Linked DNA regions of Mus musculus: region 1 is linked to region 2. Evidence: chromatin loops called from intact Hi-C (ENCODE). Cell type or tissue: heart. All regions are shown on one strand. Links, peaks and the distances in the headings refer to the core of each region. The heading gives the core; the rest is flanking DNA.

What was found. Hi-C counts contacts between places; a loop is a spot of excess contacts. Peaks named below come from ENCODE experiments on the same cell type or tissue, not always from the same donor. Only the 100,000 strongest peaks of a DNase experiment are listed, where the experiment ranks them.
Region 1: it touches region 2 in a loop (7-fold over the local background); 17 of 42 quality-filtered maps call a loop at or near these places.

What each region holds. Positions count from the first base shown.
Region 1 is chr3:152,085,996-152,094,741 of GRCm38, reverse strand. All of the region lies in intron 1 of Gm31881 (a long non-coding RNA gene), which reads right to left. It overlaps Gipc2 (GIPC PDZ domain containing family, member 2), which reads left to right. Exons shown (of 6, transcript NM_016867.1): 6 at 447-901. The coding sequence ends at 595. Among named protein-coding and RNA genes, the nearest start is that of Gm31881, 6.4 kb to the right of the region's middle. In heart, for the core only: a CTCF peak has its summit at 5,305 (motif pointing right); no DNase peak of the experiment used is centred there; H3K4me3 peaks cover 27 bases.
Region 2 is chr3:151,835,071-151,843,263 of GRCm38, reverse strand. It overlaps Ptgfr (prostaglandin F receptor), which reads left to right and starts at 5,736. Exons shown (of 3, transcript NM_008966.3): 1 at 5,736-5,962; 2 at 7,323-8,192. The coding sequence starts at 7,395. In heart, for the core only: a CTCF peak has its summit at 6,305; DNase peaks (open chromatin) are centred at 5,863 and 6,343; H3K4me3 peaks cover 1,321 bases; H3K27ac peaks cover 682 bases; H3K27me3 peaks cover 1,121 bases.

The sequences.
Region 1 (8,746 bases), core at 2,256-7,255, 250 kb before region 2:
GATGTGGTGGTGTGTGCTTTAAAGCTTAGTGTTGGGGCAGTAGAGACAGGAGGATTCCTGGAGCTGGCTAGATTACAGTATAGTCTAACTCTAGGCCAACAAGAGACCTGTTCTCGAAAAGAGGTGGGGAATGTTTCAGGGAACGGACAGCATTTAAGGTTGCATTCTGGCACACACACACACACACACACACACACACACACACACAGGCCCCACCAGACAAAAAGAACAAAACAAAAAACCCCAAACAACTAATTGACGGGCTCTCAGGTTGGTGACAGCTGCACACCTGGTACAGTGGACAGATAACGAAATCTATCCCTGCCCCTTGGTGAGTGAAAGTGTGTGTGTTGCTTTGGGGTAAGTAGTCATGGTCCTGCTAACATTTTATCAGCCCTCTGATGCTAATTCATGGCTCATCGATTCTTAAACATTATCGTTGACAGCTACAACCATGTTTGAAGCTGGGAAAGACAAGAGCAACCCAGATGAGTTTGCTGTCGCTCTTGACGAGACTCTGGGAGACTTTGCCTTTCCTGATGAGTTCCTGTTCGACGTGTGGGGAGCCATCAGTGACATGAAACAAGGAAGATGATGGCGTGGCCCGTGTTCCTGCAGAGATGACCACAGTTCTGCAGGCAGCCTTCTCCGGGGTCTTAGACACTGTTATGAACTCTACTTTAGCCTCCTGTGTATGAGATACAGTCTTCGAAATGTAATTTTGATTTATGGATGATGTTTAATATAGTTTCTTATGTAGTGTGTTTAAGGTAAATTAAAGTGTGATCCATTTTAATATTTGTTCAAAAGCTTTAAAATTTTTAGAGGAATCTTTCTACATAGGTGATTTTGGTCCCTGTTTGTACCCACGGCTCTTTCCACATAAAATACTTGATTACAACAGCTTTGTGGGTATTTTTCTTCAACATCTTGCATGTTTATGAGCATGTTTGAAGTTGTATATTTATTGTTACATATATGTGCTTAACTGTTTGTACACCCTGTGCATGAAGTGCTTAAGGAGGCCAGAAGAGGGAATCTATAACCATCTGTAACTCTCCGACTGGAGTGACAGGCAGTTGTGACCTGCCACGTGGGTGCTTGGACGTGCACCTGGGTCATCTTCAAAAGCAGCCAGTGTGGTCAAGTGCTGAACTGTCTCCAGGGAACCCCTTTCTTCATAATCTTAATATAACGGGAACTAGGATCAGAGTCTGATTCACCCCATAGCATTTTCCTTTTGTTATGTTAACATGAACAGGATGAGTTTAGGAAATGGACCGTGGATGATGTCTGCCACAGGTCTAGAAGTTTGGTGCTCATTTTTAAATGAGCAGGAGGAGGTGTTCATCTGACTCATTGTTTGTAGGGCATTTTCTGTAAAACAAGGGTTGATTTTTTTTAAATTGCTCTTAAAAGCAATTGGTTGGAATTGTTGTGTGTGCACGAATGTGTGTGCGGGCCTGTGTGTGCTCCGGTGTGCGTGTGTGTACATGAGTACAAGGTATAAACATGACAAGTAGAAGCATTTGTGTTTGATTTTGTTTTTTTCAGACCTTTAACTATTATTACTTTCTTCACCTATAACCTCTGTCTGCTAACTCTTCTAAGGCCTCCAGGCCAGTGCTTAGATTTGTAGCGTTTTTACTCTAAAATCTGACATGCTGTCTTTGGCGCGTGAGCATGTGGTTTAAGCAGCAATCGTCTTCGGTTTCCTAAACATCGGAGGAAATGCTGCCAGGAACCGGCTGCCCGAAGGATGTAGAGGAGGAGGGCGGAATGGAAGAGTGCGTCCACCTGTTCTTTTAGAGGCCCGGCACCCTTCCTCTGACCCTTGCTTGATTGAGAAGATTGAGAGGAAATGTCAGTCTAAGCCTCCGTGGGCATTTCACGGATGTAAGAGGAATGGAAAGAACCGGCCCCAGCGCAGATCATGTAGTAAGGCGGAAGAGGGCGTGGCCAGGCACTCCGGTACCTCAGATGGAAGATGCAGAGCACCTCGGCAGCAATCAGAAATGATAACCAGGAGGGCGTGCTCCGGCAAACCAGAAGGAATGCCTTTTTCATGCTGGGTTAATGCCTCGGTAACTCTGTCCTTTTCGGCAAAAACGTTACTTTTTGCTGTCTCCTCCGTCACAGCAGAGCGGCGCTGTGGTTCACGTTCTTCATTTATTAATCTGCGCCCTGCACAGGAGCGATTTGAATCCTTAGCGAGAAGCACAAGCAGCCCGTAGGATACAGACCGTTTAATTCTGTTGTGCGTATTTGAAAATAGGCTTCAGCTCGAGCTGTGGTCTGTTAGTAATTGTTCAGCGAGTCGTCTGTGGAGGTTCCAGAAATGCCTATAACTTAGGAGACACAAAAGAGAGCTGGTGTTTTAGGACCGGTAAAGTTACCAGACGAAGTAGAAGGCCCATGGAAACATCGTAGTTTAAACAATAGCAAAAATATAAATTCTTGGTCACTAGATGTTAGATTTGAAATGTTTATTGTATTTTTTTATCATCATTATGATTTTTTTGGTGTATGTGTGTGTTTGAGTAAGACTGTGTGAATGTGAATGTACGAGAGTTTATGAGTGTGTGTCAGTATGTGTGAGTGTGTAGGAATTAGAGAATTTCCTTGGGGCTGTATATGTTTCTCCTTTGGAGGTCTTCAGGAAGACTAGAATTCAGTTTCCCCATGTCTTACAGAAAACCACTGTCATGGTGATCTTTGTAGAGCTTGGGTATGCAAGGCACCAGTGTCCGTGAACAGCATCACCTCTTCTTGTCTGTTAGAATTTGGAGGTCACTTGTTACCAAGGGTGTCAGCTGGACCCAGGTGCTGCACACACTAAGAGAATTCCCTCTGGAATGTTCTCATCTCTTGCCTCTACTGGGAGACTAATAACAAGGTCAGTTCTTCAGGTCATTCCGTCTCCACACCTGCAGAAACATCTGTTTGTGATCTTTGCTCCCTTTGGCAATGTACAGTGAGTGCTTTCATTTCCTCTTGTGTAGTTTGATGTGGTGTGTGTGTGTGTGTGTGTGTGTGTGTGTGTGTGTTTGTACATGTGCACATGGCTGCACGTGTCAGTACTTGCTCATGTGGAGGCCAGAGGTTGACATCGGTGTCTTCCTCAGTTGCTCTTTAGCTCAGTTTTTTTTGAGACAGGGTTTCTCACTGAACCTGGGACTCATCGACTTGGTTAGGCTGGCTGGCTGGTGAGCTCCAGGGATCTGCCTCCTTAGCACGGGGATTGCAGACACATACTATACCCAGTGTTTACAGGGGAGCTGTGGATTAGAACTCAGGTCCCCATGCTTTCATAGCAAGCACTTTACCCTGAGCCATCTCCCCACTGAATTTTAGTGTTATTTGAATAAACGTGACAGGAATATTATGATTACTCAGGCCTTCATTTTTTAAAACATAATACTGACTTTTTTTTTTTTAAGTTATATCTAACTTGTAGCCCATGGGCTCTATGCAGCCAAGGACAGACTGTGAGTGTAGCTCAACACAAAATTGCAAACTTAAACACTACCCCAATTATTGGTGTGTATGGTGGTTTGAATAGGAATGGTCCTCATAGACACACTGTTTGAACGATTGGCTCCCAGGGAGTGTCATGTTTAAGAGGTGTGGCCTTGTTGGAGGAAGTGTGTCACTGTGGGGGTGGGCTTTGAGGTCTTATATGCTCAAGCTATGTCCAGTGTGGCAGCCTCCTTCTGTTGCCTTTGGATCAAGATGTAGAACTCTCAGCTCCTTCTCCAGCACCGTGCCTGCCTGGATGCTGCCGTGCTCCTGCCATGCTGATAATGGACCGACTCTCTGAACCTTTCAGCCAGCCCCAATTAAATGTTTTCCTTTATAACATTTCCCTTGGTCATGGAGTCTCTTCACAGCCATAAAACCCTAACTAAGACAATGAAGAATGTCAACAAGTATTTAGTCAGCCACTTCAGGTAATCCTTAGCAACCCCTTGAGTAACGTTCACCTCATTTTTAAATATTTTAAAAAAGTAGGTTGTGGGAAATTAAGTCACTTGCTCAAGGGCACATATGTAGCTAGTGGCAAATTCAGGACTTGAACAGGATTTGGAGTCAAATTCTCAGCTCTCTGCAAAGCCGACTCTGTTAACGTTTTACGGGAACAATGTGAAGTGTACATCACCCAACCAAGGAAAGCTGTAGGGAATGAGGGCCCAGAAAGCAAGGCTGTAGACTCAGCTAACAGCTCTCACTACCCGAACAAAGAGCCGCCTCCTCGAGGCCAGGCTAACCAGCAGGTTTAGATTATCAGATGGTGGATTTTAGATGCAAAAGTACTTGGTTCTTTAGGTGAGGAAAACTGAAGTGAGTAACGACTATGCTAGGACTTTGTATTTAATAGTGCACTCATTGCTCTATGTGTTCTTCCCAGGATGGCTTAAAAGTTTTTTTTTTTTTTTTTTTTTTTTTTTTTTTTTTTTTTTTTAAAGAAATCAAAGATTGGGACCATTTCTCGGCAAGTAAGAACTGGCTTTACCAATCTTACAATGCCTTTGCTGGTGTAAGTGATCTCATGGTTTAATTGATTTGGTCCCAGCTAATGCGTAACTTTGTTGTTTGGACTGAATGAACAAGGTATTTTGTTTTTGTTTTTTCACTTAATACATAAGGAATATCTGAAAGGCTGTCATCAATATTAAACTCCAAATAAAACTACCTTTAACTGTACTGACTAAAACCCAAAAAGTTTCTCCTTCAGGGGTGATCCACTTGTCAGGGGGTGTACTCAATGCATCCCGCTTTAGCTGAGGGCCAGGGTGGATCTGGAGTGGGAAGGCAGCTGGAATGAGGTCCATGTTATAATTGGTCATTCTGAACTCTATGAACTATGACCATACCACTCCTTCAGTTTTCTTGATTAAACATCAATAGTCAGTTGGGATTAGTCTTTTAAAAAGTAAATTAATTCAGAGCTAGAGAGATGGCTCAACGGTTAAGAGCACTGAGTGCTCTTTCATAGTGCCTGGGTTAGATTCCCAGCACCCACATGGTGGAGCATGACCCTGTGTAACTCCATTGTAGGGCATCTGATATCCAATTCTGGTCTCTGGGCACAAACGTGCGTGCAGGCAAAACACTCATAATAATAACAATCTAAAGTGAATGAACTGTCATAATAATATAATAACAATAATATCAAATTAAACATTAAATGTAATAATAATAACAATAATAATACATGAAAGTGAATTAACTGTCTTCCAGGTAGGCTCATCCAGGTGAGCCTATCTCATTTCATGGCCCAGGTGGGCCAACCCTGCTTTTTGTTTTCTACCTCGTCTGACCAGTAGGTGGCACTACCTGCACGGGCTGCCACCTCGAAGCTGCCTTTCTTTCCCTTGTGATTCCGATAGGTCTGTCAGGTGTTTGGTGTAGTCTTCATTCTGGCCTGTCTAGTCTGATTCTTAAGCACAGCCAGGTGACAGCTAAAGTGTCTCTGATACTCAGCTACTCTTCTGAGCCTTGGGGACTGCACTTGGTGTCTCTGAGAGTATTGAGGCTGATGACAAATTCTACCAAAATCAGCCCAGGTTCCACTAACCCGGAGAGGCGCTGACTGGTGGAGCGCTGCCGGAATGATTGTGCTTAATATCCTGTGAAAATTATAGACGACTTCATACCAAGCAGAAAATTAAACAGGCGCATTAAAAAATTTTAAAGCTTAATTCGTGGCTGCAAAACTTTTAAACGAGTTTTGGGCAAACAGGAAATTGTGAATTAAATGGTTCTTTGCTTGAATAAGCAAGCCAAGCTTCGTGGCAGCTAATGATCAATACTCTGCAGCTCATGAAAAGGCTTTCATCTTTATTATGATAGAATTCTGTCCGGAGGTTGATTCAGGTTTTACTGTTCTAACTGCGGTCACTTGAGCTTCTTATTCTTTGTGGCATTTTTCATATTTAAGTAATTTGCCATCGCTTTGAGCGAGAGCAGTTTTATCTTGGGAATCTTCCTGTGACTTATGTTTTAATTCTACTGTCTCCCGATGCTCCTGTTAACCGTGGTTAAATATGACATTTGTTATAGACAAGATTTTTCATTTGTTTTTATTTCCTTAGAAGCATATGTAGCCTTGGCACCTTTAGTTAATTAGTGAATAATTAGTTTTGTGTTCATGCGTATGATGTGCGTGTTTGCATGGTCACGAGTCACTGCACGCATGTGGCCGTCAGGGAAAACGGTGGCGTGTTGGTCCTCGCCTTCGCCTCTGTTCCGAGTCAGGGTCTCCTGTTGCTCTTTTCCTGATGTGCTCTGTGCTTCAAGCTGGCTGGCCCTTGAGCTTCTGGCTGATTCTCTGACTGTACCTTCGTGTCTCACGGTGAGAGAGCAGGTACTACAGAGGTGTGTGACTGAATCCAGTGTTTTCTGTGGGTTCTGGGGTGGAACTCAGGTTCTAAGGCTGGGCAGAAAGCACCTCCACCAAACCACAGAGCCACCTCCTCTACCTGAAAGTTTTAAAAGTGGCTTTTGCCCTAGTTTCCTATAATCATAACGACAGAGAACTTGTACTTTATCCGGTACACTTGTGCCTTCATGGTCCAGGATACACAGGAGTGATTTCTGTAGGATAGTGTCTGTGGGTGATTTCTGTAGGATGGTGTCTGTGGGTGATTTCTGTAGGATGGTGTCTGTGGGTGATTTCTGTAGGATGGTGTCTGTGGGTGATTTCTGTAGGATGGTGTCTGTGGGTGATTTCTGTAGGGTGGTGTCTGTGGGTGATTTCTGTAGGGTGGTGTCTGTGGGTGATTTCTGTAGGGTGGTGTCTGTGGGAGGTGGAGTTGCCTAGGAGAGAGCGGCAGGATCATGAATCAACTCCGTCAACGGAGAGGTCTGCTCTGGGTTTCACAACTGGTCATGACATCACGTATCCATGGGAGAGGGGATGCCAAAGGATAAGTGTCTTCCACGCCTAAGGGGAAGGCCTTCCCTGAGCAGCACTCTTTGTTTTGTTGTATTGGTTTTCTAAATTTAAAAAAAATTATGCATTTATATCCCAAATGCTGCCCCCTCCTGGTTCCCATTCTCAGAGTTCCTCCCCCAAGTGCCCTATCTTTCACCTCTGAGAGGGGTCTCCGCCCCCCCCCCCCCATATCACTCCATCCTGGTGCATCAAATCCCTGTAGGATTAGGCACCTTCTCCCACTGAGGTCAGACAAGGCAGTCCTCTGTCTGCTGCATATGTGAGGGGCCTCTGAGCAGCCCATGCTCTTTGGTTGTTAGCTCAGTCTCTGGGAGCTCCCAGGGGTCCAGGTTAGCTGGCACCACTGGTCTACCTGTGGGGTTGCCATCCCCTTCAGCTCCTTCAATCTTTCCCTTAACTCTTCCTTAGGGGTCCCTTACCTCTGTCTAATATTTGGCTATGGGTCTCTGCATATAGCTCAGTCAGTTGCTGGGTAGAGCCTCTCAGAGAACCAAGGTTCCTGTTTGCAAGCATAACACAGCATCACTCAGTGTCAGGGATTGGTGCCTGCCCATGGGATGGGTGTCAAGTTGGGTTGGTCACTGGTTGGCCATTCCTTCAGTCTCCCTGCACAGTACTCTGTCTAGTTGAGAATAGGATTATCTAACTTCCAGAATTTAGTCTTTTGCTCCAGGAGTGGCATGGACCATTTGGTTTTACTTCTGTGAACAGACACCATGAACAATGCAAGTCTTATAAAGGACATTTAATTGGGGCTGGCTTACAGGTTCAGAGGTTCATCAAGGAGGTAGGCATGGTTTTGGGCAGACCTGAGAGTTCTCTATGTTTATCTGAAGGCTGCTAGCAGAACACCAGTTTCTAGGAAGTTAGGACAAGGGTCTTAAAGCACAAGCCCACAATGACATACTTATTCCAACAGGTCATACCTCCAAATAGTGTCACTCCTTGGGCTAACCATATACAAACCATCACAGCCAGGCATTAAGCTATTGTTAGATTCATTGACATTGCTGATTTGTGGTTCACTTTTGACACCACTGTTTGTTTATTAGTATGCCATCCTCTTTTTAATTGAAGCCAAATATCCCAACAAATGTTGCATATGGATCTTAGTAGCCTGTGATGGGCTGTCTTTTCTTTTTCTTTTTTAAAGATTTATTTATTATTATATCTCAGTACACTGTAGCTGTCTTCAGATGCACCAGAAGAGGGCGTCAGATTTCATTACAGATGGTTGTGAGCCACCATGTGGTTGCTGGGATTTGAACTCATGACCTTCGGAAGAGCAGCCGGTGCTCTTAACCACTGAGCCATCTCTCTAGTCCAGGGCTGTGTTTTCTTGATTGACAGTTACAGGGATCTATATGATTCACTTTCTATGAATCTGGAATAGTCTTTCAACCTTTTAAGGGCATGCACTGGCTAGTTTTATGTCAACTTGACACAAGTCAGAGTCATCAGAGAGGAGGGAGCGTCTTGAGAAAATGTCTTTGTAAGAACTGGCTGTAGGCAAGCCTGTAGAGTATTTTCTTAATTTGTAGTTAGTGTGGGAGGGCACAGACCACTGTGGACAGTACCACTCTGTGCTGGTGGTCGGGGGCTCTATAAGAAAGCAGCTGAGCAAGCAGTGAAGAGCAGGCCAGTAAGGAGCACCCCTCCATGGCCTCTGCATCAGCTCCTGCCTCCAGGTTCCTGCCCTGCTTGAGTTCCCATTCTCATTTATTTTGAGAATGGACTGTGATATGGAACTGTGAGTGAAATAAACCTTATTGATTTGGCCGTAGTGCT
Region 2 (8,193 bases), core at 3,194-8,193:
AGTCCTTCACAGCTACTGTTGGGGTTTAGATATCAAAAGTCCTTGAGAGTCCCATTGTAGAAGTTTTATTTAAGAGTCCATGACCTTATTAGGAGGGTGTGGCACCCTTTGCAGATGGAGTCCAGATAAAGGACCCCATATGGGTCCAATGTGATCCTCACAGGCAGCCAAGGCTCCTGCCTAGTGGTTTAGAGTGCATCTGTGCCTTGCTGAGCCCCGTGGCTCCTGAGGTCATCCTCTCAGTACAGTAAGCAATGGACTTTCCTATCCCCAAGCCCCTACACATTCTTCTTTCTCCGTTATCAAACATGCCCAGTGACTGCTTCTATCCTTCCCTGGGGAAGAGTTTGGTCTTAAGCTGGTTTGCATTAATGCCAAGGGAAGGAAGACATATCCTCTAGTCCACTCTCACTTAAGTGCTGGGTAAGAAGCTGTTTTAGGGAGACCCTTCTCAGGGAAGTTCCAGGTTCCTGGCCCATGGTCTAGTCTTCTGTTGGAGTTTACTTACAACACATAAGCTTACAAAAGTAATAATTAAGATGTCAGGATGGGGGCTGTCCACTGTTGACTTGAAACATAGCAACCATTAGACTCCATGTTCAATGAGACTGTGTGGGCTGATTGAATATAATAAAATTAATCAGTGAATCTAATACCCACTAAAGGATTGTATTTGTTTTCTAGAGCTGTGTAACCAAGTACCACAAACTGGATAGCATACACAACATAAAGTGGAGCTAGGGATGTAGCTCAATTATTATGACACTCACCTAACACATACAAGGCTCTGAATTTGTTCTTAGCACTGTATAAGAGTCCACGCCCAAAACCCCAGACTTGAGACATGAAACACAGGTATCAGAAGCCAAAGGTTATCCTCAGTTCCATGGTGAGTTTAGGGAAAGACAAAACTGTAGTGTCTCATATGATTGTAGGCCTGGTGGTGGTGACAGTGAGGTTAGGTTCCCTGAGAGCTGTGGGGGTTCCATCCCCTGTCATTTGCCTGCCTGGTGCTTGCCTGGTGATCCTGAGCAGTCCTGGCTCTGTAGACGTATCAATTTAGGTTCTACCTTGATTTTCACGTGTGTGGAAACCTCTGTGGTACACCGTCATAGGCTATCTATGCATAAAGACCTCAGTCATATTGGATGAGAAGTTGTATACCAGCATGTCTTAGTTGTGGTTACATGTACAATAACTCTTGCAGTAACAACCCCCGCTCTCAGTGTCTCTAGATGCATTTGCCTCTCCTCTGACCTTCTCATGCAGCTAATACTACTGTATACTATTAGCAGCCAGTAGTATGGCCGCCATGAAGAACATCGACCAAATCCATGATTTTTTCACACATGATGATAGTATATAACCTAAGAAAATTGCCAGATGTCTTACTTCTTGTTTTCTTCCTTGTTATGATGGAAAGACACAACATGACTATCCACACCACAGACTTGTTACAAGGATCAAGTTAAGTAGTTTAAAGATATCTAGCACTCAGTCTGTTAAACCAGATGTGTTGATATATCTTTATATAATATCACGTGATTTTATTAGTTCCTCATTTACAACTGAAATACATTACCAGTCTCCCCAAACAACTCCCCAGAGTCTCAGTTCACAAGAGGATAATAATAATTATTGTTTATAATAATTAAACAAATCAATGTTGGACAGAATTCTTTATTGCAAACAATTAACCAACATAGTTAATCTTATAGAAAGTAGATAATGATCTATGGGACCATCAGCACTCTAGTCCCATTGTGACGTACTATGCTGGATGCGCTCTTACCAATTCTATTCCACTTACCCTAGATTTCAGTGCTCTTCCCAGGCAACTCAATTACTTCTCCCCTAAACCTTACCTCTTTTCCTTACCCTTTCAAGTCTTTGCTTCAGCCCCATCCTTAGATTCTGAGATCTGTAGTAATTTGTACAGGATTCTCTCTATCTTTTACAACCTCGCCCCAATTGCTCAGACAATAACTGACTCCCAGTCATTCTTCAGGAATCTGTACTACACGAGAAAGATTGATGTCTATTTCGTAGGCGGTCATTGTATGAATGGCAGCTTTATACACTACAGTAGATCCTCAAGAACAAATGAATAGATGAATGAATTAATGAAGTGACTTAAAACAGATGTGTGACCCCAAACACAAAGACGTCTAGTAACTTAGCTTCTCAAACAGCAGGGACATGAGGAGAAAACCAAGCGTGTCTCACCACAGACTCGTATTCTTCCCAAGTCTTCATGCAACCCTGGCTTTAATGAAAACATAAAGCTGTGTCCCTTATACCCGAGATTGCTGCTGAGAACTAAACCAGAAGAAAGACAGATGTCTGCATTGTTTTGGTTTGAGTACAGAAGGTTTTGCAATATCCAATCCACATTCTTTCACAATATCTCAGACCAGCCATGTCATTTTTTTTGTTGCTGTTAACTATTGATGGTGACAGTGTAAAAAGGCTAGTGGATAAGAAGAAAAGAGAGTTGAGAAGAAGTTGGATGGAAAGGTGTTTCTGAGGGCCAGGGAGACAGTAAAGGCACTCACCACTGAGTCTGATGGTCTGAGTGTGATCCCGAGAGCCACGTGATAGAAGGAGAGAACCTACTCCCGCAAATTGTCCTTTGACTTTCTCGTGCACTCTATGACATGTTTACACTTGTGGACCACACTCCCTCCACATGCACAGAAAACGAACACAGAAGTGTAGTTTAAAAATAAATATATTTTTTTAAAAGAAAGAAGGCTATTTGCATTACCTGCCCTATGCCCACTTTGTGGCAGGCTTCTTCCACTCACTCAGGAATGGAGCCTGGGTTGCTTTCATTCTCATACAGAAGGGACATGGGGCAGATAGCCGAGTGAGCAGAACTTTTGGCTCTGTTGCAGAACAGCTCTAGGTATGGAGAGAAAAGCAATGCGCACGCAACCAATGTCAAATCGAAGTGCTCACTTCATAAAGTCAGAACAGCAGCCATTTCTTTTTCAAAGAGCTACAGAAATCGCATCATTTTTTCCAACCTACTTTGCATCTATTCCTGGGATCACTTCTTTAGAACCCAGTTCCTCATCAAGACCCAGTCCACCCAAATGTTCTTAGAAGTCCCCAACACCAACTGTACCTTCTGCTTCCAACCCCTTCTGCTTCTCTCAGAGGAGGAGCCCACTGGAGGCCCTGTTTAACCTCTCACCTACCCTTCCTCCTCCACAGCTAAGACTTGGATCCTAGCTGCTCACTCCAGAGACCTGGATTGCTGTTGTTCACACTGCCCTCTATGTGATACTCAGTCACACAGCTCTAGGAAGCGAAAACATCTTTTATTAGGTAGCAAGTCTCTTAGTAAGTTGTATTACATTTTTATAATTTACTCCTCACAAATGCATTACGTATATTACTTTTTATGTATCAAATGTTTACATAATAAACATGAATTTAAGTCTAAAGTTGTAATTTCCATAATAACCAAATTGGGGCACGTTCCTCTATTAATCTCAGTGGCAAATTCCAATAAACCTTTGCAGGCAATTTAATTAAAATGCCAAACCTCAATTTTCAACATTCCTCCTTGATTTTTATGGAGTATTTTTTTCTTTCAATTTCAATGTCATGGAGTGTGCACATTTTTTGTCTAAACTGCTCCATGTCTAATCCCGAGTAGTGATGGCTAAGTCCACCCATACAGTGCATTCCTCTCTTGTCTCCTTCAGTGGAGGCAAAGCTAGCATCAACTTTGTCTCCATTCAACATAAAGAGAATGCTGGTTTGGGAACCCCATCACATGCCTACTGCAGAAGCACGCTCATCTCTTGGCAGGGACCACACAATACAGCAATTCATGGTTGCTCACAGAGCATTTATATCTGTCTCCTAGAAGGCAGAGGGCTAATTCTCACTGAATCTGGTGAATGGATGTGTCTACAAGTGGCTCTATAGGCGTATCAACTTCACACATGCAGCAATAAAACCAAAATGAGATATATTTTAAAAAGGCTGGTCAGCCTCTCATCTTCAGCTCTTCTGTTTTTGCCTGACGGCTTTTCTTTCTGTGGATTAACCCGTTTTGTAGCACTGTCTTTGGGGACTAGGAACTGGGAGTCAGATTAGGGTGGCACATAGGCCTGGGAGCAACATTAAAAGTTGTTCATTGTTCACTTTTTGAGAGCACCTTGCCCTGCTAATATTAATATGTCTAGTTTGTCTGAACTATGTGTTGGTTAAGGAATGGGGTTCTAAAGAGGGAATTCCAATAACAGATGCAGAATAGATTGAAGAAATGATGCAATTCCGGTAGTGCTTTGGAAAAGAAATCACAATTGCCTTGGTTTTATTGAGTGCTACAATTTGACATTGAATGAGCAGGCTGGTTCCTTCCCACCCAGTTCCACAGCACTGGTGTGAGATGCCCCTGTCTCCAAGCTGCAGAGATTCCCAAATCGAAATCTGGCTCTAGAATTCACTACTTCAAAGATTTGGTGAGAACAGGGGAATGACAGAGAAGACCCCCCCCCCCCCCATAGAGGGCCATTTCCACGAGAGAAACACAAGGAAAACCATCAACACACTGAGCTGCAACCAAGGACTGTTAATCATTAAAGGAAAGAGTGGCACTCCGTGTCACATTTTCAGTGTGGCTTGTGACAGGGTTGTTCTTTGGATACTGGCCATCCCGGGACACAGCATTTTCCAACTAATCAAAACATTGACCTCTCTGACCATACCCAAGTCACAGTTTAAACACGCTATGATAATATCAATTAAAACTGCTCTGTCTCCACCACAGGGGGAGAGTGTGCAGCCGGACTTTTCTACAGTTAATGGCTAATTTATTTTATCTTGCCTTTGCACTTTATGAGCCCTTTCGATCTTCAGGAATTTGGAAGCACCTTCTGGCTCTGGAATGGAGAAGCAGATTCCAGAACTCTTTACACAGCTAGTGACAACCTTTTGCTAGGGCCAGAAGGGAAATCGAGGTAATAGGGGCACACAAGTGCTGCGCTGGAAATGACATATTCAGAGGTGTGGATGTTATTAGCTAAAAAACAATCATAGTGAAAAGAACTCACATTGTACAAGTTCACACAGCACTATACGTTTAACAAGCTCAAATAACAGTTCTTAATGAAAAATGAGCGCGCCTTTACTTGAACACAAAGTACATTTTACAAAATCTATAAGGTGTATATCCTTTGTTGTGGATGTCACTAGAAATTCTCTCAAGGACTTCGAAGCTCCCAAAAGGTCTCGAATCCCAGGCCAGCAGGTGCTTAAGAACGCAGCTCTCACTTCCCTTTATACTCTTACCCGGCTTGCACTCCAGTGACAGTGGAGCCTAAGGCTGTTCCTCTTACAGCAGTTGCCCAGAACTTCTAATTCACTCCCTGTGGATATCTGCTAGAAGTTCTCTTTCAAACTGGCAGACCTTTACCCAGATTTCCGCGTCCCTTTTTGGTTGGACCTGGAATTAATTCATTCCCCATAAGCTGTACCCGACAATCCCACACACCAGGCTCTAAACATGCCTTGGTTTTCCTTGTTTCTGTCTTGAAGCTTCGGAAATGACCTCTTTCATTTGGAAACGAGTTTAAAGCAAAACTTTCCGTAGTTGCCTGGTGGCTAAAAGCGTTGTCTTCTGCTGCTCGGTGGCCAAAGCATCAGAGGACCGTGCAGCAGCCTCACCCTGTGCGGGCAGAGAAAGTGGGCGGAGAGGAGAGAGACGAGGAAGGGGCGGAGGTCACCCAGCCCTCCACCCTGCAGAGGCTGGGAGCATCTCTAGGTGCTCTGGAGTTCAGGACACAATAGGTCCTGCGGGTGATCCAGTGCTCAGAAGTGTCCTAGGGAGGAAAGAGAGGTGGAACCCGAGGTTGCGGCTGCGCAGGGCTGGTTGCGCCATGGAACACCGGGCTCAGCGCTCTTCTGCTCCGGACACAACCACTCAGTGGCTCAGGATGCCGAGGTAAAAACCCCGTGGCTGCATTCCCACGGCCGGATTCCCACGGTCCCTGGATTCTCCAGCTGAACCCAGGGTTGATAAACTCCGGTGGCAACAGCTGCAGGGGTCCCGCTGGAGAGCACTATAGGCTGAGACTGGCAGGGATTTTGGACCCAATTCGTGGTGTGCTATGAGGAAAGAAGGGCTTGGGGGCTTCACTGTAAGGATGGGGCTCAGTAGCAAGGATTTCCACCACCCTCAGGAGAGAAGCACGCACACAGGGCTACCCCTTTCTTTCCCTGAGATTCCCTGCTGGCTGCACTACATGGTCCTTACCCCGGCTGCCGCAGACCTTTGGCGCCCCCCAGGGTGGGAGGGAAAAGAACTCTCCGGAGTTTGAGAAATTGCAAAAAGTTTCAGCAAGTTGGTTAGGTTTAGAGGCAATGTTGCAAGCTGAGGCCCCTTGGGGTGTGGGCTTTGCAACTGTCGAAAGTAGAAATGTGAGTAAGACACCGAGGGGGCAGCCAGCCTCTTTCCTTCAGGCACCTAAAGCCTCTGGGCTGTCAAATCCCCAGCCTCCGGGAAAGCTGCTCTGGGAAAACAATCTAATTATCCAGTGGTGTGGTCCTGAAGCTAGCACGGACTTAGGACTCAACACATTAGGGGCAAAAAACCCAAACAGCAAACAGTACAGCATTTCTCACTGGAGGCTACAGTAACCTGACAGCACCCTTCCTCATCTTGGTGCAGGGATTTCTGCCCCGTGAAAGAAGGCTAGATCAGAAATCACAGCCTCAACACTCTTCCATGAGTCAAAGTGTGACTGAGTGTGAGGTGTGTGTGTGTGTGTGTGTGTGTGTGTGTGTGAGAGAGAGAGAGAGAGAGAGAGAGAGAGAGAGAGAGAGAGAGATTGATTCTGTTTGTTGCCCTTTCATGACCTTGGCTTTATGACCAGCAGGTGGATCAAGTACTTGGGGAGGGGTCAATGTCCCACAGAGAAAAGAACAGGATTTTAAAGGATTAGTTATTTCAATAGATTGCTATGCGTTAAAAACTCCATTGGTTTGAAATCTAACCTTCTTAGTGCTTTAGTAAGACTTCAAATGATTCAAGATGTCAAGGATACATCAGGATGGCTTTTTTTTTTTTTAGATTTCTCTCTCTCTTTCTAGGGAAGTGAACTGATGGTGTCAGTTTGGGCGGTATCTTTATCTTGAAAGAGAGACAACCAGAACAGATGCATGCTGGCGGCAGGGTCCTGCAACCTGACTTATGATAGGCTGGGCAAATCCACCCCATCCCAGGGTGCTGAGGCACTTGGTTCTAAATGTCAGATGACTGACTGGTAATTAGGTCTTTATAATTCCTGTCCTGTATGCTACAGATGTCTGCACTCCGAGACTGCACAGTTGTGACAGAGAGATGACTTGAGGGGACAGCTTTTACCTCCACAACAATGTCTATGAACAGTTCCAAGCAGCCAGTGTCTCCTGCAGCTGGACTCATCGCAAACACAACCTGCCAGACGGAGAACCGGCTTTCAGTATTTTTTTCTATCATCTTCATGACAGTGGGGATCTTATCGAACAGCCTGGCCATCGCCATTCTCATGAAGGCCTACCAGAGATTTAGACAGAAGTCAAAGGCTTCCTTCCTGCTTTTGGCTAGTGGCCTGGTGATCACAGACTTCTTTGGCCACCTTATCAACGGAGGCATAGCTGTCTTTGTATATGCTTCTGATAAAGACTGGATCCGCTTTGATCAGTCAAACATCCTGTGCAGTATTTTTGGAATCTCCATGGTCTTTTCTGGCTTGTGCCCACTTTTTCTAGGCAGTGCGATGGCCATCGAGAGGTGTATAGGAGTCACCAATCCTATATTTCACTCTACGAAGATCACATCTAAACACGTGAAAATGATCCTGAGTGGTGTGTGCATGTTTGCTGTGTTCGTGGCTGTGCTGCCCATCCTTGGACACCGAGATTATCAAATCCAAGCGTCCAGAACCTGGTGTTTCTACAACACAGAGCACATCGAAGACTGGGAAGACAGATTTTATCTCCTGTTCTTTTCTTTCCTCGGACTCTTAGCTCTTGGTGTTTCCTTCTCGTGCAATGCCGTCACGGGAGTCACACTCTTAAGAGTGAAGTTCAGAAGCCAGCAGCATAGGCAAGGCAGATCTCACCACCTGGAGATGATCATTCAGCTCCTGGCCATAATGTGCGTCTCCTGCGTCTGCTGGAGTCCCTTTCTGG